6 separate regions of the Mus musculus genome follow, and regions 2, 3, 4, 5 and 6 are each linked to region 1. The links are chromatin loops, found by intact Hi-C in ENCODE. Cell type or tissue: left cerebral cortex. All regions are shown on one strand.

Region 1 (4,000 bases):
ATAACCTAGTCAGTCCATGAGATAACCTAGTCAGTCCATGAGATACCCTAGTCAGTCCATGAGATAACCTAGTCAGTCCATGAGATACCCTAGTCAGTCCATGAGATAACCTAGTCAGTCCATGAGATACCCTAGTCAGTCCATGAGATACCCTAGTCAGTCCATGAGATAACCTAGTCAGTCCATGAGATACCCTAGTCAGTCCATGAGATACCCTAGTCAGTCCATGAGATACCCTAGTCAGTCCATGAGATACCCTAGTCAGTCCATGAGATAACCTAGTCAGTCCATGAGATACCCTAGTCAGTCCATGAGATACCCTAGTCAGTCCATGAGATAACCTAGTCAGTCCATGAGATACCCTAGTCAGTCCATGAGATAACCTAGTTTGTCTGGCCCATCTATGACACTCAGCCAGAGACAATATTAGTCATTGTCCCCTAATTCTGCAGATATGTATGTATGGGCAAAGAGATCCCAGTGAATTACTAGAAAGAAATCTGAATTGGCATTTCCCTCCTTTTCCAGGAGCCTAGAAAGTTTTGCTGTTGTTGTTGTTGTTGTTGTTGTTGTTGTTGTTGTTATTGCTGTTTTTTTTTTTCCCCTAAGACAGTGTTTCTCTGTGTAGCCCTGGCTGTCCTGGAACTCTCTGTATAGACCAGGCAGGCCTCGAACTCACAGAGAGCCGCCTGTCTCTGCCTCCCTAGTGCTAAGATTAAAGACTTGGATGACCATGCCCAATTCAGATAGGTACTTTATAGTGACTTTCTTGGACCACTTAAAAGGAACCTGTGCTGAAGGGGAAACTTTCCCCAAAAGAAGAGAAGCCAGGGCACTAGTCATTAGCATCATGACTAACAAAAGGGATTCTTATATTTCTAGTTTACTTTAAGGGAAAAATAGTCAGTAGCAGAACCAGGTTGCACCTGCTAACTCTGAAACTGTAAGCTGCAGTTCCAAGAGTGTCTTTCGTTCATCTTCAAGGCCTGTTGCTCCTGCCTGGTGCTGCTTGGCTGCCTGACATTGCTGAGCTCAGAGGATCAGCACTTTGTGTAGTGCAGTCTCTAGCAGGAAGAGTGGATGGAAACTGTCTCGATAGCATTCTACACCTTAGATCATGATGAACCCCATGTAGGCAGCTCCAAGCATTGCAGCCATGATCCTTTTTGAGGGGTTCTTCTCTTGTCCATACCCTTCTGGTCATGTTTCCAAGTATGCACAATTCCCTCAGCAGGCCTTAGGCCTCATCACCTGGAATTGATTATTACATGTTGCCCATGAGGACTATTTGGTCTCATCCACCTTATTCCCATCTCAGAACTACCCAGCTTGGATGCTGAGGCAAGCCACAAGCTTACTGTGAGTGCACACAAGGGAGTTAGGTGATCTGCATGGTGCCCGTGACCCCAGCTGCAAGCTAAGGACAGTGGGAAGTGAGTCTCGCTTCTCCCATCAATTCTGAATTTCCAACAAGGAGGTGCCTTGATGTGGGATCTGAGAGGAGGAGAATTGGGAGGGTTGGGAAAGAAAATAACCTCACGAATGGAAAGGTGTTGGATGGAGCCACGATCTCCGAAAAGAGGGATGCTTGGTTTCTAGAAAGAGAAAATCTGCAGTGCACCCAGCCATTGGCTTTCAGAACCTCTGCTGGCAGAAGGTGGGCAGTGTGCTGGGAAGGAAAGTGCCCAACCCTGCTCCCTCACTCCAGTCTCCAGAAAGAGCCTCCTCTAGTTAACCTACCCTGGTGCTTCTCAGGGCAGACCCCAGGGAGCTAATCAATGCCTCCCCTGCCTCCCAGACCTGTCACAGGAATCATTTTGAATCCCCTAACCGCCCCCCCTCCCTAAACTGCATCTCTGTTGCTACTGGGTTGGGGGGAAGGAAATGGATCAGGGAGGGTGTCCCTAACCTGCCACTAGAGCCATACACCTTTCCAAGAGGCAAGAAACCCAGAAGTAGCAGCCGTGGGAAGAGTCAGCTTAAAACAAAAACAGAGGAGGAGAAAAAATTGCCTTGGAATGTGCGCTGCATTCTAACTAGTCCCGCTGGGTCAATGCAATAGGGGTGGATTATTGCAGGCAAGACCTGGGCTGCCTCAGTAATTCTGTAAGTTTGATAAGAGATAGCTGGCAGCCTCTGCTTCCTTCCCTGAAAGTAAAACAGACATCACCTTTGCCATGTCCCACTGGCATGTGGTATGGGGTCTCTAGGGGTCACACTGTCTTAAAATTGAGCAGCCTTGGAAGCCTATTTAGAAGTCCCTGGTTGCAGCCAGCACAAATAAAGCTATCATTCTCCTTGGGAAATTCAAAATTTAGTAGAAGGGGACCAGATCTGAGATATGCCTCTCCTCGTCCCTCCTCCGCCCCCAGGATGTGAGCAAGACTATAAAAATCATACTTCACCTGGGGAAATTGGTTTCTTTCTACTTCTCTATTTGGGGCTATTTGAAGTACAAGCAAATATTATGCTTCTCTGCATTTATTTCTAATGAAAAGTTATGCTAATTTATATGTAAATTCTGTTTGGCCCTGGGGCTCCTGGGGTATAGCCAATGGGGCTGCTGATGGTGGGATTTGGCAGTTGTCTCCAGGTTGATGTTAGAAGCAGAAGAGAGGCTCTCAAGACAGGTGACAGTTATCGAAGACATGGGTCTCCCTCCCCTATTCTCTGACACCTTACCCCATGCCTTGACGAGTTAGTTTTCATTTCTGCTGTCAGAAGGCAAGGACATATTTCCCTGGGGGCGGGGGGGGGGGGCACTGGCCTTGAACTCAGTTTCCCTACTGCCAGTATTAGGGCTGTAGACTCAGTTTGTGTAATGCAAGGTGCCAGGAATAAGCAGAGTACACTCATATATATACACACACACATACACACATACATAGACACTGATCCTGCTCCATATTACGTAAGAGGAGTCAAGAGAAGATGACTCTAGTCTCCTTGTACCTCTACATCCCAATGCCCAAGGCACAAGATGGAAAGCTCAAAGGTTGAGCCCCTGAGGTTCAGCGTGACAGTTTCATGGGTATTCCTGCATGATCCTCCACCCTGGACCTCCATATCATGGGCTAATTCTGCCCTTCTCCCTTCTTTTCCTTGCTAAGCCACAGCCAAGATGCACACCATTTGCATCTGATTCTTCTTCCAGCCTGGTCCCTCTGACCACCTCATAGAGATCTGTAGAGGACAGGGCCCATCACTCAGAAGGGGTCAGAGCTTAGGATTCTCAGCAAGATCATAAGAACTCTGTACTGTACTGGGAGCGGAGGAGGCAGCCCTGGGACTGTCATCTCTTCTCACTCTGCCAGACAGAACTTTCCTCTGGGAATGCAACTGCATTGGATGGAGAGCCTTGCCTCCCCTCCTCCCTGCCTCAGGCTCCAAGCCCCTTGGAGAACCTTGCAGGACCAAGCCTGTCAAAGTTTCTCAGCTTGTCTCAGTCTCTGAGTTTCAACATCTTTAATAGTGAAGGGGTAACCTAGATCCCCCAACGATGGAGGGAAGGTAAGCTGCCTAGCTGCTAATTCCGTGGCTAGGATGAAGTCACAATGGGAGGACTGACACAGGGTTAGGGACCACATAGTGCAGTAAATGGACTCAAGGTGGAAGCAGATTCCCAAATGCACCTGAAATGAGCAGAGCGAACACTGTAGAGACCTGGTCAGAGAGCAAGCCAGCCTCAGCAACTGCAGCCTGGCTTAGCTGCTGCCGCTGCCAATAAGTAGACCGAAAATTAGCATTCGCCTCTTAGTGCCTCTGTCCTTTCAACTTAGAAAGGCTTTCCTGAATTCCGGAGCCCACCGCAGCCCGCCGCCACTGCTTACACAGCCCTTTATCTGCTCGAAACGCCCACCCCGTCCCAGCCCCGCCACAAACACACCCCCAAACAGATTCAAAACTAACAGTTTTTCAGGCTCCCGAGAAAGGATTTATTCTCCAAAGCCAGACCGCTGGCCAGCACCTTCCAGGAGGAACCCGATTATTTCCATCCTGC
Region 2 (4,000 bases), 180 kb after region 1:
TTGCAATGGTACCACAAGAGCACTTGGGTGGCTTCCAACTTGGGACACAGGCTGCCTCTCCAGGGGAGCCTCCTAACTGCTTGGATCTGACCTGCTTTGTCCTGGCCATCCGGGGACCCTCCTGACTGTTAAAATGCAGCTTATGTTCCTCTGAAGGATGGCGAAGCACTTCCCTCATGAAAACACTTGTGATCACCAGAGGGATGAGATGCAAAAAGCATGTTTGTAGACTGCAAAGCACTGGATGTGTATGGTATAATTACTACTTCAGGGCTCTAAATCTTTCCTCCTTATATTTAGAATGAAAAAGCTTAAGGAAATCTGTGAATGGCGCGACTGAGGGGCCATTCTGTACTCCTTCCTTCCATCTTTCCTTTTTTTAAAACTGTTATTTGTTGTGGAAGGGACAATCCATGCGCAATCCACCTCCTTAGCAGACTGTCAAGGTGGAAACACGCTATCATGATCTGAAGGCACTGCGAGCCAAGACAGACCTCTGGTTCTTATTCATCGTGGATACCTGACGTCATCCACCTCTTCCTCCACCTTGGAAATCACCATTCTGCTCTTTGTTCTCCATGTGTATGAGGCTTTCACACACCCCATTTACCTGGAGACGTAACCATCCAGTGAGCAAACCCAGTTCTGGGCATTTCTCCTAAAAGAGTTGAAGTAAGGACCGCCTGGGTACAAGCAATGTTATCCTAAATATCCAAGACACTGAGCATTGTAAATATCAACGGTTGGGTGAGTGGCTAGAGAAACTGAAGCACCTGCACACAATGGAATATTTCAGTCTTAAGAAGGAGATGGGGCTCTCCATGACAACAGAGATGAAGCTTAGGCTAAGCGCAGGAGGACATGGGCGTGGGGTCAGGACGTGGTCTTTTAGTCAATACTATGTCAGAAGCTGTCAAGCTGACTCCACAGTCAAATGTCACTGAAGTCACATCCCAGCTTTACTACTTTGTTACCTGGCAACCTCTCCTGCGGGAGGTCTAGTCTTCATAATTCATAAAATGAGGAAGCCACGCCCACCCGTAAAGCTGCACAGACATTATGCCAGATAGATAACCTATGAGTAAACCTAGGCTAAGCGGCATCACGTTGATGCCCTGATCACCATTGTGTCTCCGAAGATCAGACCAGCCAGCTGGAGAGCTCTGGTGGAACTGAAGAGGGAGCCAAGCCTTGGTCAGGCTAGCCGCCAAGGCCTGAGATTTCCACTCACTGGAGGCCCTGCCCAGGCAGCTCTCCTTGGCACCACCAGCTTGCAGTTGGTCCTGGCTTTCCAGTGAGCCAGGGGAGCAGTCTCTGGTCTCGGCTGTCTATGGATCACATGATGCTGCTGCTAGTGTCAGGCTGCTCAATTAGCAGCAAATCAAGATGTTCAGATGGAGCCGGGAAGTATCAGCAAGCCAGGCCCGCACCTCGCTATAGAGGACGGCAGATTGCTCCTGTGCTGGCTACAAACTTCCTGTTAGCCTCTCAGGCCTCTTTGTGGTGCGCCAGCCTCCTCTCTGGATCACAGTCCTTCCCCTTTGGCTCTGGTCCTGCGCGCTGTCAGCACCTGGCCCTAAGAGCAGCAGGGCTCAGCTTTGCCTGCCAACAGGAACCCTCTCATTAGTTGAGGCCCCCTGCTGGCTGGTGGAGGCAGCGCAGGGAGGGAGCCTGGGTTCTCTGGCTTAGGCTGAGTTGTCCCACCCCCTCCACTAACCTGCCAGCATCTGGCACCTGAACGTGGGTGAACAAAGCTACTTTGACAGCTTCTCGCGGCCCCAGCATCAGTAGGTAATAGTCTTAGACATGATCTTAGGTCAGAGTCTTACTCTGGTTAGGAATCTGTCAGAGAATGTACCAGAGGTGACCCTGGGGAGGATCAAGCATATCTCCATATCTACCCAACAAACAGATAACCCCGAAACCATATAATGTGATAAGCATCTCACTTCGAGAGCACAGAACAGCAACCTCCCGACTGTTTCTTGCACAGCCTATGAGCATTCACAGTCTCCATACAATTGCTAAGAGTCTTGTGGGAAAAGAATATTGAGAAGGAGATCAGCACAAGAGGAATTACTTGACTTAGCCCAGTAATGCCCAATCTATGACAGACTCAGGGGTCCTGTGTCAAGTACACTGGAGGAAGGAGCCCACCCAGCCCCTAGAAGCAGAGGGAGGGGCAGAGAGCAAGGTTCACACACAACAAGGAGCAGATGGACAGGGCTGAGCTGTGCACAGCTCAGAGACAGAGCACATCATCTGGAGTTCCTAGGTTCAATCTCCAATAACTCCACGAACAAACATGTAGATATGACTGATTGTTACCTAACTTGCAGGGTAAGGGACCTCTGGGGGTGGGGGATGGGAGGGGGTGAGCATCCCCAGGCAGATAACTCATCTCAGTCAGAGTTTGAAGAAAACAGGTTTAAAACAAACTGGTATTGCCTTCCACCAGCTATGTACTTCAGAAATCCTGACATCTTAGTGTAGAACTCAGGAAGCACAAATGAGAAAGTGAAAAAAAAATACACAGCTACCTGTGACTGGGCAAACCACAACGATACACAAAGCCTTTCTCCCTTCCTCAGATCTCTATCTTTATCTTTTCAGAGAAACCTCACAGCACTCAGAAAGATCCAGTGTCCAGCATCCAGCATCCAGCATCCAGCATCCAGCATCCAGCATCCAGCATCCAGCATCCAGCATCCACCTTGGAGATGAAAGTCTCCTTGCTCCTATGTATCTGATGCCAGAGCAAAGGAAACTCTGTTAGTTCTTTGATCTCTGAAGAGGTTGCTTCCATGGTAAAGCCCTACAGGGATCAGCTACCTAAACTTCTCCATGAAATTCTGCTGTCTCTTCTCTCACTCCCTTTCAGCATCCATCATAGAGCTTGCTGGAGCACGTACCTCCTTGAAGTTCTAACAGAGAGCCATGAAGAACCCTCAAAGGGAAGTTCAGATTCCCATTCGGGCTAGGAGGTGCTGACCTGCCTCGATGGCTCTATCATAACACACCTGGAAAATGGCGCAGTGAAGTGAATCTCTTCTTTACTTTGAGCAAGATCATATTGAGATGCTAGCCAGCCTTGTTTAGGGGCTGTAGATGAGCCACATCTCCATTTCTCCATTGTGGGGGGTGCCTGGCAGTGTCAAGATTCTAACTGTATTATCTTTAAAAAAAAATGAGATGAACTCTACCTTTGACAGCACTAATAGGAATGGGTGTAGTAAAGACTTCTTTAGACTTTCTTTGTCTAAGGATGGGACAATCCAGTAATTTTTTTTAAATGGGGAGTGGCTAGACCCTCAAAATTCTGATAACTATTTGAAAATTCTTACCAGAAAAAAAAAAGCTATGCATAGATACAAGAAAATTTTACAATAGCTGATCATTTCTTGTCCCTCAAAGGCAGATGTCTTAAAGCGTCCCCAAGACAGGGCTGAACACTGAAGAAAAGAGTCATCTGGCCTGGCTTGGCCTGGGCGTTATGCTTGTGGTCAGCTCCAGGCTCTTCAATAGCTCTGTGGCTCCCTGTCATCCTGAGGGCACCTGGAAGCATCAGCCCAGGACCTGGAAGCCTAGGCCAAGACTGTATAGTCAGATGTTTCAGGTGAGGAAAGGTACTAAGGAGAGCATCGCTCTACAGCCAACAGGACTTCCTGCCTTCCTCACTCCCCCTCTGGCTACTGGATTTTCTCCAAAGGCAGCAGCAGGCACCAATGGCTAATTGCTCCAAAATAGCTAGTCTCCATTTCAGGGTGCTGCTTGCGTTTGCTTTAGTAGTTGGCAAATGAATCCTCCTAGGGATTATAATAACCCCATCCTGGCTGTGTTCCCTGGAATCTTGGCCTCTTTCCCTGGCACTTGTCCCAAAAGGGTTGGAAATCTCTGAGTATTTATCCCCTTGAAGATTCCCCGTGCTGGCCTGGCTCCTGGCCATTCTGCACACAGAAGGCCAGCTTCCTCTCTTCCTCCATAGATCAGACCCTGGACT
Region 3 (4,000 bases), 300 kb before region 1:
ATCTCTTCTAGAGTTCAGTAGTTTTGACAACCCACAGAAACCATTTCAGCTTGGCTGAGCCTTCAGGTCTTCACCTACTAAAACTAGTTAGCACACTACCCTAATTCCAGAGCATCCATGACAAATAGAAGACTCTGAAACTAAAGTTTCTTTCCCATAATTGGCCCTCAACAAGAAACAATTGCTTTTACATTTTTTTTTAAGTCTCACCATGTCCCTCTGGCTGGCCTGGAACTCACTATCTAGAGCAAGCTGGCTTTGAACTCACAGAAATCTATCTGTCTATGCCTCCAAAGTGCTGGGGCTAAAGGCATGTGCCACCACAGCTGGACAATAATTGCTTATTAACATGGCCACCATTTCAAACAGTTATGATGATGTACTTGGCAAAGGGTTGGTCTGTATTGTAGCCTGTGTAAGATACAAATGAATTATAATAATAACATTAGTGAAGTCACATCACAGGCAGTAATAAGAATTTTTAAATGTGTTGGGGAAACAACCCCTTATCTATTGGGAGACAGCCAAGATAACCAGTTGACAAACAGTGGCTGACAGATGAGCTGCTTGGCTGTTTAACACACTTAATAAAACAGTGTAGCCGCGGGAAATCACTGTCTTGCTGAACAGCTGTATCCCAGGGGTTTCCACAGCAAAGATCCTTTGGTCTCACACTACAATAAACACAAAGATGGATCTGGAGGTGGAGGCCCAAGAGGTGGGAGTACCAGTGAAGGCGGAGGTCTGCACACAGGCTAAACATCCAAAAAGACAAAAGACTCCACATATGGAGAGATGGAGAAGGAAAGAGGCACCTTGTGGGGTGCCTGGCTTACCAGAGAGCTTTCATTTCACTGGTGAGTGTATTGGGTTGAGTTTCAAATAAAGGGGAAGATAAAAGATCAAATCCCACGAACAGTTAGCCCGTGTTTTGAAAACTAATCCAGAGCTCAGGGTGATGCCCACTCTCTAAGCTCTGTGACTACCCATCCTTCAGTGAGGTGGGTGGGGGTCCCTGGTAGCATCCTCTCAAAGGGAAGATTTGTGTCTCCTTCTGAGAGTTTCAGAGATGGAGCTTTTCAGGTAAGCAGGCAGGGAACTTAGGCTTGCCAAGTGGGTTCAACGTGGACCTTATTTTGCACCATTGAATGGAAACAAAAGGCTGTTGCAATTCTAATGCAAGGAGTTCCATTCCTAGGTCATTGTCATGGCTTGGCAGCTTCCTAGAGCCTGGCTTTTCCTCAGGGGCTGTCATGGGCCAAAAGAAACTGAGGTGTAACCCTGTTCCCCTGTTCAAGTTCATCATTTTACAAATGGTGAAGCTGAGACCACGACGGCTGTACACACACACACACACACACACACACACACACACACACACACACACAGCAAACTAATCTTTAAGAATGGGTTTCCTATCTTCAGTGCCACCATCTCCTCTTCTGGTATGAAAATGCCTTGAGAAAACAAGAAACTGCAGTTATTTCTCAAAACATTTTAGTTTGAATTCAGGGGATGCCCAAACACGCCTCTCTGCAATGTACCTTCTTTATTGGTAACTATGGGCATGTATACACACACACACAGAGAGAGAGAGAGAGAGAGAGAGAGAGAGAGAGAGAGAGAGAGAGAGAGAGAGAGAGAGAGAGAGAGAGAGAGAGAGAGAGACCAAATACTCATGGAGGAAGAGATAGAGGAGTGAGAAAGGGAAGGAGGGAGGGAGGAAGGGAGGGACAGTAAGAGGGAGGGAAGGAGGGAAAGAAAGAGGAAAAAGAGAGCATTATTTCCTATGGCCACAAGAGGGCGCCAGTACCCCATGCTAGACCTCCACTAAGCTGTACCTGCTGTGTGTATATTTATTTTCAATGAGGTCAGGAGGACCAAGGTTGTAAAATAACATATTTTCACTTGTTTTCCTTCTTCCATCTCAGACATAGCATTTTTCCAAAGTCAATTATCTTCCCAAGATGCTATTTTCCCCTCCCCTTTTCTCTATGCTTTTTCAACCCATCAGTGTCTGTCACCAACAGACTGGGCACAAGGAAGGGCCCTCAAAGGAACCTCCTTTTCCATAACTGGGGATGTCAAGTCCCCGTTCTGGCGTTTTACTTTTAAAAAGCTGTGTTCATGTAACAGCTCTGCTCTCCTGCCTCCAAGGAAGAACTGAGATGGCAGGGATCCAACAGTGACTATAAGAGCTCCTGGATGCTCACATGGGTTCCACCTAGCAAGAACAAATAGCAATTGCTATATTTCCCTATAGGAAACAAACACAATTGCAGCAGCATTCAGAGCCATTCATAATCAGAGGCTTTGTCCATTTGCACAGATAGGTGGGTGACCAGGATTACTATAAGGAGACAGGAAGAAAGTCACTCACCTTCACAGGCGTGAAGACAGACATGGTGGGGGGGGGGGGATAATTAGCACTTCTCAGAAAATATTTCCCTGAGGTGTACAGAAATGCAAGGGGGTGCTGGGCAGATGGGCCTCCTTTCAGGGAGGCTATGATGAGAGGAGGAGGCTACCACCATCTTATAGCTGAATACCAGACCAAGAATATGCCCCACCCACCCACCCACCCAGGAGCCCTGGGTAGCCCTAGTTCCACAGGTTCTCCAAGTGGCCCAGCACTGCAAAGTCTTTAGTGTTTCCATTCTAGAAATTTCCACTAGGCCCCCTGCATGTACCAAGAGTTCTACAAAACTCACCTGATCAAGGCACTCTCATACAGCCTTCTCTGTCACCTGATGGCCCTTGAGACGCAATTCCCTGCCCTATCCTTGCTGATCAAGTCATTGTAGTCAGAGACAATGATATCAGGCAGCTTGAGTCAGACCTTGACAAGAGTCAGTGACATGATGGGGACTATCAGGGGGACTGTAGGGAGTACCAGCTGCCTGGGCAGCCACGCGTCTGCTGGGGTATCACCCTGCTTTCCAAGTCATGTGGAACTGGGCTCATCTGTGGCTTGGAGTGTGTTTGCTGTGTAAGCTTGGGTATGCTGCAACTGTAGCTGCCTTTAGAGGAGCAGCTTGGCTGCCTGCATCCTGAAGGCATGCGAGTGTCTGTGCTCTGCTGCAAGGCCCCCACATTGCAGTTCCTTCTGTCTTCCTCCCATACTTCTGAGGTGTTCATGGGGAAGAGGAACTCACACCCCTGTGGCAGCTACACTCAGACCTGCCCTCCCTTGCCCCAGTCTGCTTCAGATCCACACGATACATTTAGGAGGAAAGAGAGGGTCAACAGCTGAGCATAGCACAGTAAAGAATCACCAGTGTGCTGGGCTATCCACTGCTATGATGCAGATGACAAGGCTAGCTCAGTACCCTGGAGTTGGGTCAAGAAGATGGATCTCTTTATTCCTGAGCAGACTATCTGCTGCTATCCTAGGGAACCAAACCTTCAACCTTTATGTGACTTTCAAAGGGGCTCCAGCCCCCACCAAGGACATTTCATCCACCCACAAAGCCCTCAGGAGACACATTCCTCTGCCACTTTTGACACAATTTCTTCGATCAACCCTTGGTGCCTGGCAATTCTGTCAATCTCTGGTGACCTGCAGATCTTCTCAAGGCCTCAGCTTCAGATACCGCTGACTCTTGGCTGGTCTTGCAGGGCTCTGAGCCATGGGCTCACTCTGCCAAGTCAAAGATGGTCTCCTCTGGAGGAAAGTCAGGACTCAGCCCGGAGTCAGCATACATCCAATCGCACTCTCTTCAGCCCGTAGTGAACGAGGCCAAGGCCAGCAGGAGCTAAAGACGATTCCCCTGAGTTTGCAGGTAATTTAGATGAAAAGAGACAGGTGTCCCTGGCCCTCCATAAATAAATTGTGCAGCCATGGGGCTGGGAAGGAGAAGCCAGATAGTGCCCAAGGGAGCTGAGGGGTGGAAGCAGCCTTGCGGGCTGATTACACATACATCTGCATGCCCAAGGGGGAGGGGGGGAGGCAACAGTCCTGCCACAGTGGAAAGTTGCTGAGAGGGAAGTTGCTCAAAGG
Region 4 (4,000 bases), 110 kb before region 1:
AGACAGAGACAGAGAGACAGAGAGACAGAGAAACAAAGGGCAAGAGAGATATTCTCCTTCCATCCCTCATAGTCATGCCCTAGAGGAATTATTTAATCCTATAAGCACAGAGACAGGGGGATCAGAAACATATCCACTTCCACATTGGCACATGACAGAGAGACAAGTTCAGATTTAGTAAGTGCCAGGTTTACCTGTGGGATGATGGGTGAATAAACTCATCTTCTCTGCTATTAAGCCATGTCTGGAAGGAATACTGGATAAAACTCTACCCCCGAATTGACAACTAACTCTTAGCCACAGCACAAATCCTCATTGCTTTGGGAATTGATGCCCCTGCCGCACTCTAGCGCATCCTATACATGGACACAGGCTTGGGCTCAGAAGTCTTTTCCTTCTCTGGAGGATGGAGGCAATGTAATTGTTGCATTATCCTACTGACCCCAATGCTCCCAGTTGCCTGGAGTTTTCCCACCTACACAGGCATCTGACAATATTCTCCACAAAATGCCTAATGTGGTACTCAATACAGAAGGTTTTCTTACCATTTCTTCATACTTTCTCTTGGAATTTCATTAAATCTCCCGTCCTTTCCCTTACCTTTTATGCCAGGGTTTCTAGATCAAGAGCATCCTAGACTAGGGTGTTTGTTGAGACAGGGTCTGACTACATAGCCCAAACTATCTTCAAACTCATGACACAGCCTTAGCCTCCTAAGTGTTGGGATAACTAGAGTATTCTACCATGACAGCCTTTCAAGTTTGTTGTTGTTGGCTTTTCTGTGGCATATTTTATGATGTTGGGCATGGAACTTAGGGTCTTAATCCAAGCTGTTGTTCTCCCATTGAGCTGAATTCCTAGCCCCTGTAGATTTAGATCTTTCTTTCTTTACTAATATTTATTTTTATGTGTACTGGGATTCTGCCTGCATGTCTGTGTGAGGGTGCCAGATCCTCTGAAACTGGAGTTACAGACACTTGTAGACTGTCATATAGATGCTGGGAATTGAACTCTGGTCCTCTGAAAGAGCAGTCGGTGCTCCTAACCATGAAGCCCTCTCTTCAGCCCTTGATCTTTCTTATTATAATGTATGTGAGTGTTTTGCCTACACATGTTTCTGTGCACTATGTACATGCCTGGTGTCCTCAGACCCCAGAAGAGGGAGTCAGACCCCAGGAACTGGAGTTAGAGACAGTTGTGAGTTGTCATATATGTGTTGAGAATTGTGTTGGGTCTCCAGAAACAGCACCAGATACATGTAATCAGTGCATCATCTGTCTAGCACTAGATTAAGATCTTAATGAAACCAAGTAAGAAGTATTTTGCTGTTGGACTATGGAGACAGATATCTTGGTGGCTGTAGATTGATCCCTGGTTGGAGGTTGGGGAGTGGAGGAGGAAACACCTCAATTCCCAGTGGAAAGTTAGAAGGATGAAAGCAAGACATAGGCATGGAGCAAGGATTTGCTACAGGCTCTATGCCCACTGATTTAGATTTTATTATTCAGTCCTTCCCAGTATCAGCACTCCCACATTTTCTAAGTGTGTGATATTCTGTGTTTAAGGAAAGGAGGTCCTGGGGCATTTTCCCTTCAGACCTATGTCTATCTCATTTCCTATCATCCAGCACACTCCTAGTTCGTTTTCATAATAGTACTTTTCATTTCCTAGTATGTGGACTACTGGATGTAACAGCATGTAATGAATGCTTACACAATGAATAGGAGTGAATGAATGAATATCACACAATGCCTTTCTGACTTGAGGCTCAAGCTGGAAGACAAACATGGAGAGCATCAACCAAGTCACTGAAGTGTCTGGCACTGCTCCTGCGGAAGGAGTGCTATCCAAGTCTGGAAGAAAGTTTCAAGCATCCCCCTACATCTCTTGGAATGGCCATTTGTGATACCTTAGAGATGGCCCAGTTTATCATCAGCACCACCTCCTCATTGGTGCTCCTCTCCTCACCCCCATCTGCTTCCTTTCCTGAAAACTAACTATATTCCAGGCAGAGCTGTATCCTCCATTCAAAAGCTCCATCCCTCCAGATCCTCACCAGGTAATAGACAAGATCATTTTCCTTCTTCATATTTACATTTAAAAAGTGAAATCGACTTGTAAGTATATGGCAGCTTTACCCCTCTTACTCGTATCCTGATACCCTCACCTTTAAATTGAGAAACCTTCCTCTAGACTCCCTTTCCTTCCAATATAAAATTTACCAATAAGAGCAATTCAGTAAATAGATTTCTGGCACAAAGCGATTGTTATTTGTATAGATGCTGGGACACTTAACATAATGCAGGCAGAAAATTAGCCTGTAATCATTGCTTTCTTCTGGGTCTGCTTTAGATGTATCTAAGCCCAAGAGACTCCCCCAGTGAGTGTGCCCCTGGGACTCGGTCCCTCCTCCTGCTCATTACCTGGGGTTTTGTTGTCTCTGGCTAGGAAAATTAGGACAGCACGGCTATTGAGATGCTTCTGTTCAGCCAGTGGGATGTTCACTCAGAAGAATGATTGCCACTGCATCTGATTTTAGATGCTTTAATGGCATGAATTATCATTCGGGCTCTTGCAGGAAATGCCAAAGCTGGCGGCACTAAGAGAGCTCCCGTTCTACCCCTTGCTGTTCCTTAATTGCCAAAGGTAGAGGATGGGTTCTACTTCCCCCCCCACCGCCCTTTTCTTGGGTCCACAAAGAAGTCCAGAGAAATGAAGGAACCTTGCAGCCACCTAGGCCACTCTGCAGGATGAAGGGCAGTAAGAAGAGAGCTGGTTCCTTGGCAGGTTTGCTCATCTATTCCCAGAAAGGACTCATGAAAATGAATCTTTTGCAGGGAGCCCGAAGAAGAGCCCCATAGCTCCAGTTGAATTCTCATTACTACTTAAGAACTCACTGTCTGCTCCTAACAACTCTCCTTTTGTCTGTCTTCCCTTTGATAAACAAATAAAGCAATCTGAAATGTCTGTTGTGCACTGAGTTGATGGTGTTGTGTGACCATGAACAAGTTAGTGGTCTATGGCTTTGGGACTCCCTTTGCAGGTTTGTAAGTGGGGTGTTGCTCCAGCTCCAGAGTCTATGGCAGGGTTAAATGAGAATGTGAACGAGGCTCCTGGGCAACCAGAAAAGCTCCTGTATGCTCATCTCAGGAGAGGAAGCATAAAGTGCCTTGAACTTAGTAATTCCCAGCCCATCCCCCACCACTCTCTTCTAGGCTCTAAGAAGACCTTTCATGCAAATTCAGAGAGCCTCACTTGAGTCCAAGTTGGTAGGGTCTTCTGTGCAAAGAAGCAAAAACAATCAGGCAGAATCGAAGCTACAGCAAGTTTTATATGGATCACTAGGAAGATGACATGATTGGAATGCTGGCTACCAAACAGACTTCTTCAACTTCGATTCCCCTCCTTCACTTCTCCCTGCTTACCTCTATGTTCCTCTCTCACACAAGAAGGCTGCCTGAACCTTTTGCTCACCAAGCCCCACATTAACCTCTCTACCCTAGACTGAATTTGATTCTTCTTTCCGCATCTCCTTCCCTGCCTTCCTTCTTTTGGACGTGGACTCTCTCTAAATAGCTCATGCTGGCCTCGAACTCTGATCCTCTTCCTTTCACCACCCCAGTGTTGAAATTATATTTCCCTGCACAAACACCCACTGCTTGGTCCTCACTCGCTTTTTCTGCTCTATTCTTCTCCCCCACAGAATCTGTATCTCCCTCTCCCAGGTCTGTCTTCCTCTAGCCACTGTCCCCAATTTGCATGACAAAAGCTGATCACAGAAGATTAGCTTATGGCAAAGGTAGGATTTTCTCAAAGAGGTTAAAGGGAATAAGGGGAAACAGAAAAGGAAAGGCAAAAATAGCCTCCTCTTAGTCAATCAGGGAAGGGCAGAGGACAGTCAAAATTCACACGCTAAGGATTCTGCTGCTGCATCAAATATGACTGAGGACATGTGGCAGAGAGGCTGAAGCCTTTTCTAGCTCACCCAGGGAGTGTCGCA
Region 5 (4,000 bases), 79 kb before region 1:
GTGCCCTTGGAATCAAAAAAATAGTTTAGATCCTCAGGAGCTGAAGTTGCAGGCAATTGTGAAACCCTCGATGTGGATATTAGGAACTGAAATCAGGTCCTTTGCCAAATCTGAAAGTGCTTCTAACTTCTGAGTTCTCTCTCCACCTCCCACCCCCATCCCACCCCCAGTGATTTTAAGTTACAACTTCTATTTAAAACCAGTAGACCCAGGGTCCATTTGTTGTCAAGGCTGACTTTAAAACTTGAAATATCCCTTCCCTCCTAACAAGGGGCATAGTCAACAGCACAGCTCATGCCAATATCGGAGGCACTAGTCAGTGTGAATACACCAAGGGAGGCTGCCTGGAAGTAATGCCCAAACTTGGGCCACCTAGAACTGGCACCATTAAAATAAATTAGTCAAATAAAAAGGGGAGGGGCTGCTCTGGAGAACAGGCCCAGAATGAAGTGAAGGGCAGTTGGGCATTGTCAAATGCAGCTGTGCTGCTCAGATGAGCTCTGTCCAGGAGGCACATGAGTGGACCCAAGAGCCAAGTGAGGAGAATTCCTATACCCAGCATGGCCTACTCTGTGGGTTCTTCTTTCTTTCGCCCTTCTCCACCCCTTTTCTTCCACCCTTTCAATCCCCTAACACTAGCTGAGGATAAAAAAAGGATAGAAGGGGAAGGGGACAATGATGTTATCTTTCGACTACATCCTGATGATAGGGGCATCAAGTTCCTTGGGGCAAGTTTAATCTTCACCATCAGGATATCTAATTTCTTTTTTCTTCTTCTTCACACGTGATCACTTAACAAACATTAACCAACAGTAACCAACCAAAAACAACACAACAACCCGCCCTACCTCTTGGGGACCTAGCAGTTTTATACCCTCTGAAAAGTCCCCAGAATTTCAAACATCACACAACTGCAGAAACTATCTACATCTGGCACAATTACACCCCTTCTAGAGCATGAGGTGAATCATAGCTGCTGTGGACAGTCTGAAGCAGCCTCATATCCCACACAAGGAAGAAAATGAAAACACATTCCCATAATATCTCTGTGTTTTTCAAAGAAACACAATTCTCACTACAAATCCCTCAACTCTAGGCCTGCTAGTGAACCTTGTTTTTCTTCCTCATTACTTGGATGGATAAACGGAAAGCAAGCTGGGGAGAAGCATTTATATGCACAGGGAGAATATACTAGCATATATGGTAGCTGAGAACCTGAGGAACTGTTCCAGGAGACCATGTAAATGATGCAGCTTGAAAGACATAATGAGGTACTCTCCCTAGGTACAGGCAGGAAAGGGAGAAAGGAAGTTGTAATACAGTTTGAGACCGACAGCAACAGTTCCTTTGGGTCCTTAACTTGGCTAAAGCTTGCCTGGAAACCTCAGATGCCAGGTCTTCAAATGCAGTCCTTGTTAGGGATAGGATAGGGGATGGAGAGTGGAGGCAGGAGGCAGAAGAGTCCTTTAAGGCTCACTCAGACTAACTGAACACCAAGGCGAACTATCAGTGGTTTAGTTGTCATGACGAGCTTTTCCACATGCAGAGTACACAAATAACACAAGGCAGGCTTCGAAGGACATTGAGGTCCCTTGTGGGGAAGACATGATCAGCCAGCACACCTGCAGCTGCCAAGCTTCTTCAGGACACACACACACACACGCACACACACACACACGCACACACACACAGAGAGAGAGAGAGAGAGTGAGAGAGACAGAGACAGACAGAGACACAGAGAGAGAGACAGAGAGAGAGTTAATTAGAAGAGAGGGTTTGATGGGAAAGATGACAGAGATGTTGATCTGCATGATACAGGATCCCACCATTTGGCTCTGCAGCCCGCATGCCCTTAAAACCCTGGCCCCTATGGCCCCCTTGCAGGTGAGACAAACAGGGGCTACCACTGGGCCTACCTCTGCTGTCTGCTTGCCATGTGTCTTCAGGTAAGTCCCTCATCACTTTGGATCTCAGCCCCGTGATTTTTTAGAATGAGGAAGCTGGACTGTGGTTACCCTAGGGCCATTTCCCTGACTATAAATTCAGAATCTAAGTCCTGTCTCCTTATCCCTGCCGAATCCCATACAAGTGAGGAGGCATCACACCTGGCTGCCCTCAGGTCTTTCTGACCTGTGCTCTCAGCCACCAGTGGCTTGCTGGCTGGCCTTTCACTGTAGCTAATCTCATGCATGAGTTATTGCACGGCAGCTCCATTACCAGCAACAGCGACCGTGCTGATGAGAAAAAAATAAATGTAAGCACCTAATCTGACTGTGCCAATTTATAGCTCAGGGTCCCTAGAGTAAGTCTCTCCCCAGCCACTCCCTCAGTGCCCACAGTCCTTTGTTTTCTGGATGCTTCTTGCTTACTATAGTATGCAATTCTTCCACTGTGAAACAGGCCCTCACTACTGCCCCCTGGCATCTTTGCTGTGGGGGAAACAAAGCCTCTACCCAAGGCAGAAAGAAAGGGCATTTTAAAGAGGTCTATGTGTGACTACCTAACAGACTGGAATCCATAGCTCCAGTATTGCAACTTCCTGCCAACAAGATGGAAGATCATTAGCATTTAGTGGTGTTGTCTTGTGTGTTCTGGGTCATCAAACATCCCTAGCCTGTTAGCAGAAAGCCTTCACTCTGTGTCAAGTCTGAAGTCCAAGGTTCCTTTATTGTTACATCCAGAAGAACAACATCAGGACAAGGTAGCTGTTTCTGGCTTACAGTAACCCTTCTTCTTCCATATGTCCTGTACCCATGGACTGGGGTCTAGATAGGGAGAAAGGTGTCAGAAGAGTAGCAATCCCACTTTTCCCTTATGAATGAGAGTTCTTTTCACAGCACAGTAAATCCTTCTGGCTCCCCAAAGAAGGAAAGCATCTGCTGCCTTTCTGAGCTCTCAGATGCTAACAGCCTTTCCTGGGAATGTGACACAACGTGGCCCTGTGAAGGGCTTCATCTTGTGCCTGGAGATCTAGTCACGAAACATGGCTTCCCCTTGCCATCCTTCTTCAGATCTGACTGTAGCTGGTAGCAGGCTGACTAAGGATGGGCCATTGGACAGTATTGCTACTGATGGTGAAGATAGATCAGAATGAAGACATGGACACGAGTCACAAGAGAAATTGATGCAACAGTAAATTGTCTCTGACTACAGATGGGACAAGACAAGAGCAAGGGCAGCCCATGTCTGGGGAGGGTACAGAGAAAAGGTACCTTTCACCTCCCCAGAGCAGAGAAGTCTCTTTATCACCAACATCTGGGGCTCGGTAGGACTGTCATACCCTCCTGTCCCAGTCCTCAAGTACTATATAGACAGTGTAGGCGCTCCTTGAGGCAGGGGCTCACCATGGACAGAGTTGGGTAGGTCTCCATGCAAGTGAGAATCGGGACTGTTATGCTACCTGGGTTCCATCTTATCTGCATTCACCAGAAATAAGTGCAGAACTCAGCTGTGTAAGACACAGAAGTACAAGGACAATAATTGGAACAAAGCTTCGGAAGTAGGACAGGCCTGTGGAGCGCCTGCCAGGACCACTTCCTATCCTAGGTGCATGGTTGGAAGGCTGAGCATTTGAGGCCTCTGCTCCAGAGGCCCAAACGGAGATGAGCAATCTCATAATGAAACATCTGTCTCTCCTCTCTTCTCTTTCCCCCAACTCATCCAATTACCACATCTAACATTATCCATCATCTCGTCTTTGTGGCAGCCAGAATCGAAAGAGCAGACGGGGGAAATTAATAATAATTGTGGTGTCACGGTGCGGGATGCAATCAGAATTCAGCATGGAAGCAAATACAAATACAAACAAACTATATTTATTCTTCTGAAAGATAGCTCAATCCCCCCACCCCCCACCCCCGCCTTCCCCAAAGAGCTGCTGATGGTGGAGCTCAGCAAAGAGATGAATCAGCGCTAATGTGGGGATTAGGAATTGATTCTGCAGCCCCAGCCCGCTCCTGCTCTGCCACAGAGAGGACTCTAATTGAAATTAGAGCCGGGA
Region 6 (4,000 bases), 300 kb after region 1:
GTGAGCCTCAGAGTCCTCTCTCTCTCTCTCTCTTTCTCTCTCTCTCTTTTCTTCTTCTTCTTCTTCTTCTTCTTCTTCTTCTTCTTCTTCTTCTTCTTCTTTTTCTTCTTCTTCTTCCTCCCTTTCTCCCTCCCTCCTATCTTCTATCCCTTCACAAATAACAGAGAGAGAGAGAGAGAGAGAGAGAGAGAGAGAGAGGTGGGGGGAGAAAGAAAGAGTGCCAGTCTCTTCACCTGGGGGTATCAGAGGGATTGAATGGCCCATGTTAGCACTGTGGAGCTTACAACTTCTATTGGGAAACTTACAAGAAAAGGTGAGTTCAAGGACCCATGTAAAGGGCTCTGGCAGAGATATTTCCTGAGGCTTTAGTAACACTGGGGAGGGGGTGTTATAGACCTTTCAGGGTCAGGTCAAGTTTAAGCATGGAAAAAAATGTTTGTTTTTTTCAGACAAGAAAAATTTTCTATTCTGTGTGACCTGGTGGCAGCATGGCCCGAGGGGCTGAACATCTGGGTGGGGTAGAAACCACCTCCTGGAGGTGAGGACCCTGGGGAACAGGAGCAGAATGTGTCAGGAAGGGGTGTGGCCAGGTGTCCTGAAGTCTTTGAGGCTTTGACACTGGTGAGGACCATAGCACATGGAACAGGAGGAGTCTGGATCCGTAGAATGTAAGGACTGCCACCACACTTTAGGTGAGAATGGCAGGATTATAAAAAAACAACAGCAGCAGTAGTAAATAAAACATGGTGGGCAGAAAAGTAGGCGGAAGTGAAATTGACCAAATCCAGTACAACTGGGAGAGTGAGATTGTCAGGTTTGGGCCTGAGAAAACATAAAATAACAGAGAGGGCAAGTCTGGAGCTAAGCATCTGGGTCCCATTCTACACACAGTAGGACTGCCACTGTCTAATTTGGGGCTCCATGATGCACACAGTAGGACTGCCACTGTATAATTTGGTAGAGATCTACAGAAAGCAGTTGCATGTATGGGTTTAACCTTGAATACACTAATAGAAAACTAAAATGTTAGACGTTCCTTCCTTCCAGGTACTGCAGCCACACCCTCCTGGTGCCTTTTGCTGCTGGAGAGAGAAGTGACGAGCAGGATGCTAGGATACATAAGTTATCTGGATTTTAAACCTGGCAGAAAGAGTCTAGAGAATATAGAAGAAATTAAAACCTATTCAGAAGAGTTTCTACTTAAATCTCTCCCTTAGCCCTTCAACACCAGGAAGTGGAGAACAAAGAATGCCAAAGTGGAGCTTTTAAATAAATCATAATTAGTAGCACACATGGGCTCAGTGTGGGCAGGCAATTAGACCGCTAATTGTATAAAGTGGAGAAAGGCAAAGTATCACCCCAAAATGGGAGGTTCCCAGCAACGTCAGAGATGCCCTGAAGTAACAAAGGCAACCAATGGGGCACAACTAGACTTCTAATGAATGTGTGTGTGTGTGTGTGTGTGTGTGTGTGTGTGTGTGTGCGCGCGCGGGAGCAATAGCGGCTGGACTCTAACTAGAGGGGAAATGGAGTCTCCTAACAAAGTACCACTCTCTTCATGTGCTGCCCTCCAGCCCAGAGACTCAGGCTTCACAGCTGCCCAAAGCCCCTGGGGGCTGGACATATGCATTGCACGGGTTCCACCTAGTGGTAGACTCTGGGAGTACCTTCACAACGTCTTAGCCTGGAGATACTGGGGTTTCTAACTCAGTGGTACAAAACCTGAGTACCCAGCAGGAAAGTTCTGTGTGTAGAATAGAGGCAATGCTTGCTTCTTCGTGTCCTGAAATACTTGTAATCCTGAATACCCGTTAACAGAGGAATTATAAAAGTAATTGCTGCATGGGTGCTAATTGCTGGGTTGTTTTGTTTCTTCATTCTTCTTTTTTCTTCTTCTTCTGCAATTTAATTAACTTTGTCTGCGGCCTCCTGCCCTTTGTAGGGTTAGCAATTTAATTGCAGTTTCCTTCTTCCTGTTATTCCTTTGCTGTCACGAATGCAAAAAAAAAAAAAAAAAGAAAGAAAGAAAAAAAAAAAAGACTGATGAAAGAAAGGGGTCTTGGTTCTACCAGACAGCTCACTTCATATAGGTATCAGCCTACATGGGGAAAAAATCACTATGGAAAAACCTTAGAAAAAGGAAAAACCTTAGAAAAAACAAGCAGTCGGAAGAGAAGCCTGAGATTATTCCAGAAGCTCTCCACCAAGCCCCCCAAGAAGATGTTTCATTGTTTTCTCCTTCTGACATTTGTTTAAACACACACACACACACACACACACACATACACACACACACCACTAGCCAAAGACACTGAAAGGAAAAAGACTAGACAGAGGCCAAGCAAAAAAGATGACAGGGTTAATGTGGTCAGTGTTTGGGTAGAGGGAAGAAATTGAGGGTGAACTGTTTATTGTATGTGGATGATATTCTGAACTGCTGGGTCTTGGAAAGATGGGAGCTGCTGACAGGTTTGGGGGGCAGCAGCTACTCAGCAATCCCCCAGGCTCAGCAAAGCCTCCCTGTGGGAGAGGATCACAATCTTCCACGCATTGTGATGCTGCCATGCTAACGTGCAAAACAAGTTGTTTGCTGGCCCTGCCCAAGGTGACTCAAGGATAAAGAAGGGAGTGCGTGTAAGTAGACCCTCTCCTGTGACTTGCACTCTGAAATCAGAAGAATAATGCAAAACGGAGAGGCAGAGCAGAGGCAGAGCAGGGCATATCTCTTCGCCTGGCAGGCAGATTGGCTGCCAAGTCTCCCCACTCTGTCTGCCTGACACAGACCACATCCCTCAAGAATAGAACTCTGCTCAAAATTTAAATGCTCTACCCCCTCTGCAGGTGTATGCAGGAAGCGGGGTGTTGGCAACAGTTCTGATGGAGAGCGGTAGCCCGGGTACAAAGAGACAGCGGATACAAAGCTGTTTCGCCCTATGAACAGCTTTATGTGAAATCAGGAATCAAACTACAAGAAAAGCAAGAGAGCTCCAGCAAAAACTTTCCCTGGGCATAAAAACGAGTCGAACTGAGCAAAATCATAAATGCAAACCATCCACATCACCTTTGCCACAGGGGACGAGGCCCCAGAATAGAATTTAATGCCAAATTAAATGTTCCATCTACCTCTCCCAGCAACACAGCTGTAAAACTAGAAAACAAATCAAGGCCACTGCTACTGTTGCTGAAGGATATTGGCTGATGGAGCATAAATAAGTGTATAGTAACCGATAATCTGGGCATGGGAGGCCTTGGGCTTAGGAGGTTTAGAGAGAATAAGCAGGTAGCCCTCACAAGGGGCAGATCTTAGAATCAAGGGTATCGATTACGTTTCTTTTCCTTCTGGCAACTCACTGTCTAAGAAGAGGTTTAGAAGTCCCAAGACTTTAATCAGTTTGATTGGAAGACCATAGAATCTAAACAAAACACCTACATAGTGGTACTGGGAGAAATTTCTAAGGCAGGGACTGCTATCAGATTAGCAATGGTTTCTCCTGCTTGCTTTGACAACTGTTTCCCTGTCACAGACAAGAGGATGTGCACAGTTAACAGTCATCTTGGACTTGAACTTGGATCCTGGTTCCAATCTGGTTCCCATCTTCCCAAATTCTATAGCCTCAGGGCAGGATCTCTAGACAGAACCTAAACCCTGCAGTCCTTTATATCAATGTAGAATTGGGCAGGAGATTCACAAAATTCCTTTCTGCTCTATTATTTGAGGGGGGAACACTTTGAAAAAGATAAAGAACATCCTGATAGGACATGGAAACCAACGAAGCTCATTCTCTGGGTGATGACATCGTCATGCTTTCTGTCCTGAATTCTGTTTTGTTGTTGCCTTGCAAAGGAATCTCTTCTGTGTGTATGTGTGTGTGTGTGTGTGTGTGCGTGTGTGTGTGTGTACTAAACATATATATAAACATACATATTATATATACTAAACATATATACATATATACATATATACATATATACATATATACATATATACATATATACATAT

What was found. Hi-C counts contacts between places; a loop is a spot of excess contacts. Peaks named below come from ENCODE experiments on the same cell type or tissue, not always from the same donor. Only the 100,000 strongest peaks of a DNase experiment are listed, where the experiment ranks them.
Region 2: a loop joins it to region 1, with 2.9 times the contacts of the local background. A loop is called at or near these places in 3 of 42 quality-filtered maps.
Region 3: it touches region 1 in a loop (3-fold over the local background); 6 of 42 quality-filtered maps call a loop at or near these places.
Region 4: a loop joins it to region 1, with 2.0 times the contacts of the local background. A loop is called at or near these places in 2 of 42 quality-filtered maps.
Region 5: a loop joins it to region 1, with 2.3 times the contacts of the local background. A loop is called at or near these places in 3 of 42 quality-filtered maps.
Region 6: it touches region 1 in a loop (2.5-fold over the local background); 2 of 42 quality-filtered maps call a loop at or near these places.

Annotation. Positions count from the first base shown.
Region 1 is chr9:29,958,392-29,962,391 of GRCm38, forward strand. It overlaps a transcript of Ntm not described here. Among named protein-coding and RNA genes, the nearest start is that of Gm15521, 330 kb to the left of the region's middle. In left cerebral cortex, a CTCF peak has its summit at 1,677; DNase peaks (open chromatin) are centred at 1,621, 2,163, 2,491, 2,928 and 2 more places; H3K4me3 peaks cover 2,653 bases; H3K27ac peaks cover 2,995 bases.
Region 2 is chr9:30,136,501-30,140,500 of GRCm38, forward strand. No RefSeq gene overlaps it. Among named protein-coding and RNA genes, the nearest start is that of Gm26435, 150 kb to the right of the region's middle. In left cerebral cortex, a CTCF peak has its summit at 1,645 (motif pointing left); DNase peaks (open chromatin) are centred at 1,290, 1,580 and 3,819; H3K27ac peaks cover 614 bases.
Region 3 is chr9:29,659,849-29,663,848 of GRCm38, forward strand. It overlaps a transcript of Ntm not described here. Among named protein-coding and RNA genes, the nearest start is that of Gm15521, 29 kb to the left of the region's middle. In left cerebral cortex, a CTCF peak has its summit at 1,803 (motif pointing right); DNase peaks (open chromatin) are centred at 1,807 and 2,107; H3K27ac peaks cover 410 bases.
Region 4 is chr9:29,845,168-29,849,167 of GRCm38, forward strand. It overlaps a transcript of Ntm not described here. Among named protein-coding and RNA genes, the nearest start is that of Gm15521, 210 kb to the left of the region's middle. In left cerebral cortex, no CTCF peak of the experiment used is centred here; a DNase peak (open chromatin) is centred at 1,891.
Region 5 is chr9:29,879,655-29,883,654 of GRCm38, forward strand. It overlaps a transcript of Ntm not described here. Among named protein-coding and RNA genes, the nearest start is that of Gm15521, 250 kb to the left of the region's middle. In left cerebral cortex, a CTCF peak has its summit at 2,425; a DNase peak (open chromatin) is centred at 2,972.
Region 6 is chr9:30,263,355-30,267,354 of GRCm38, forward strand. No RefSeq gene overlaps it. Among named protein-coding and RNA genes, the nearest start is that of Gm26435, 27 kb to the right of the region's middle. In left cerebral cortex, a CTCF peak has its summit at 1,652 (motif pointing left); DNase peaks (open chromatin) are centred at 1,637 and 2,782.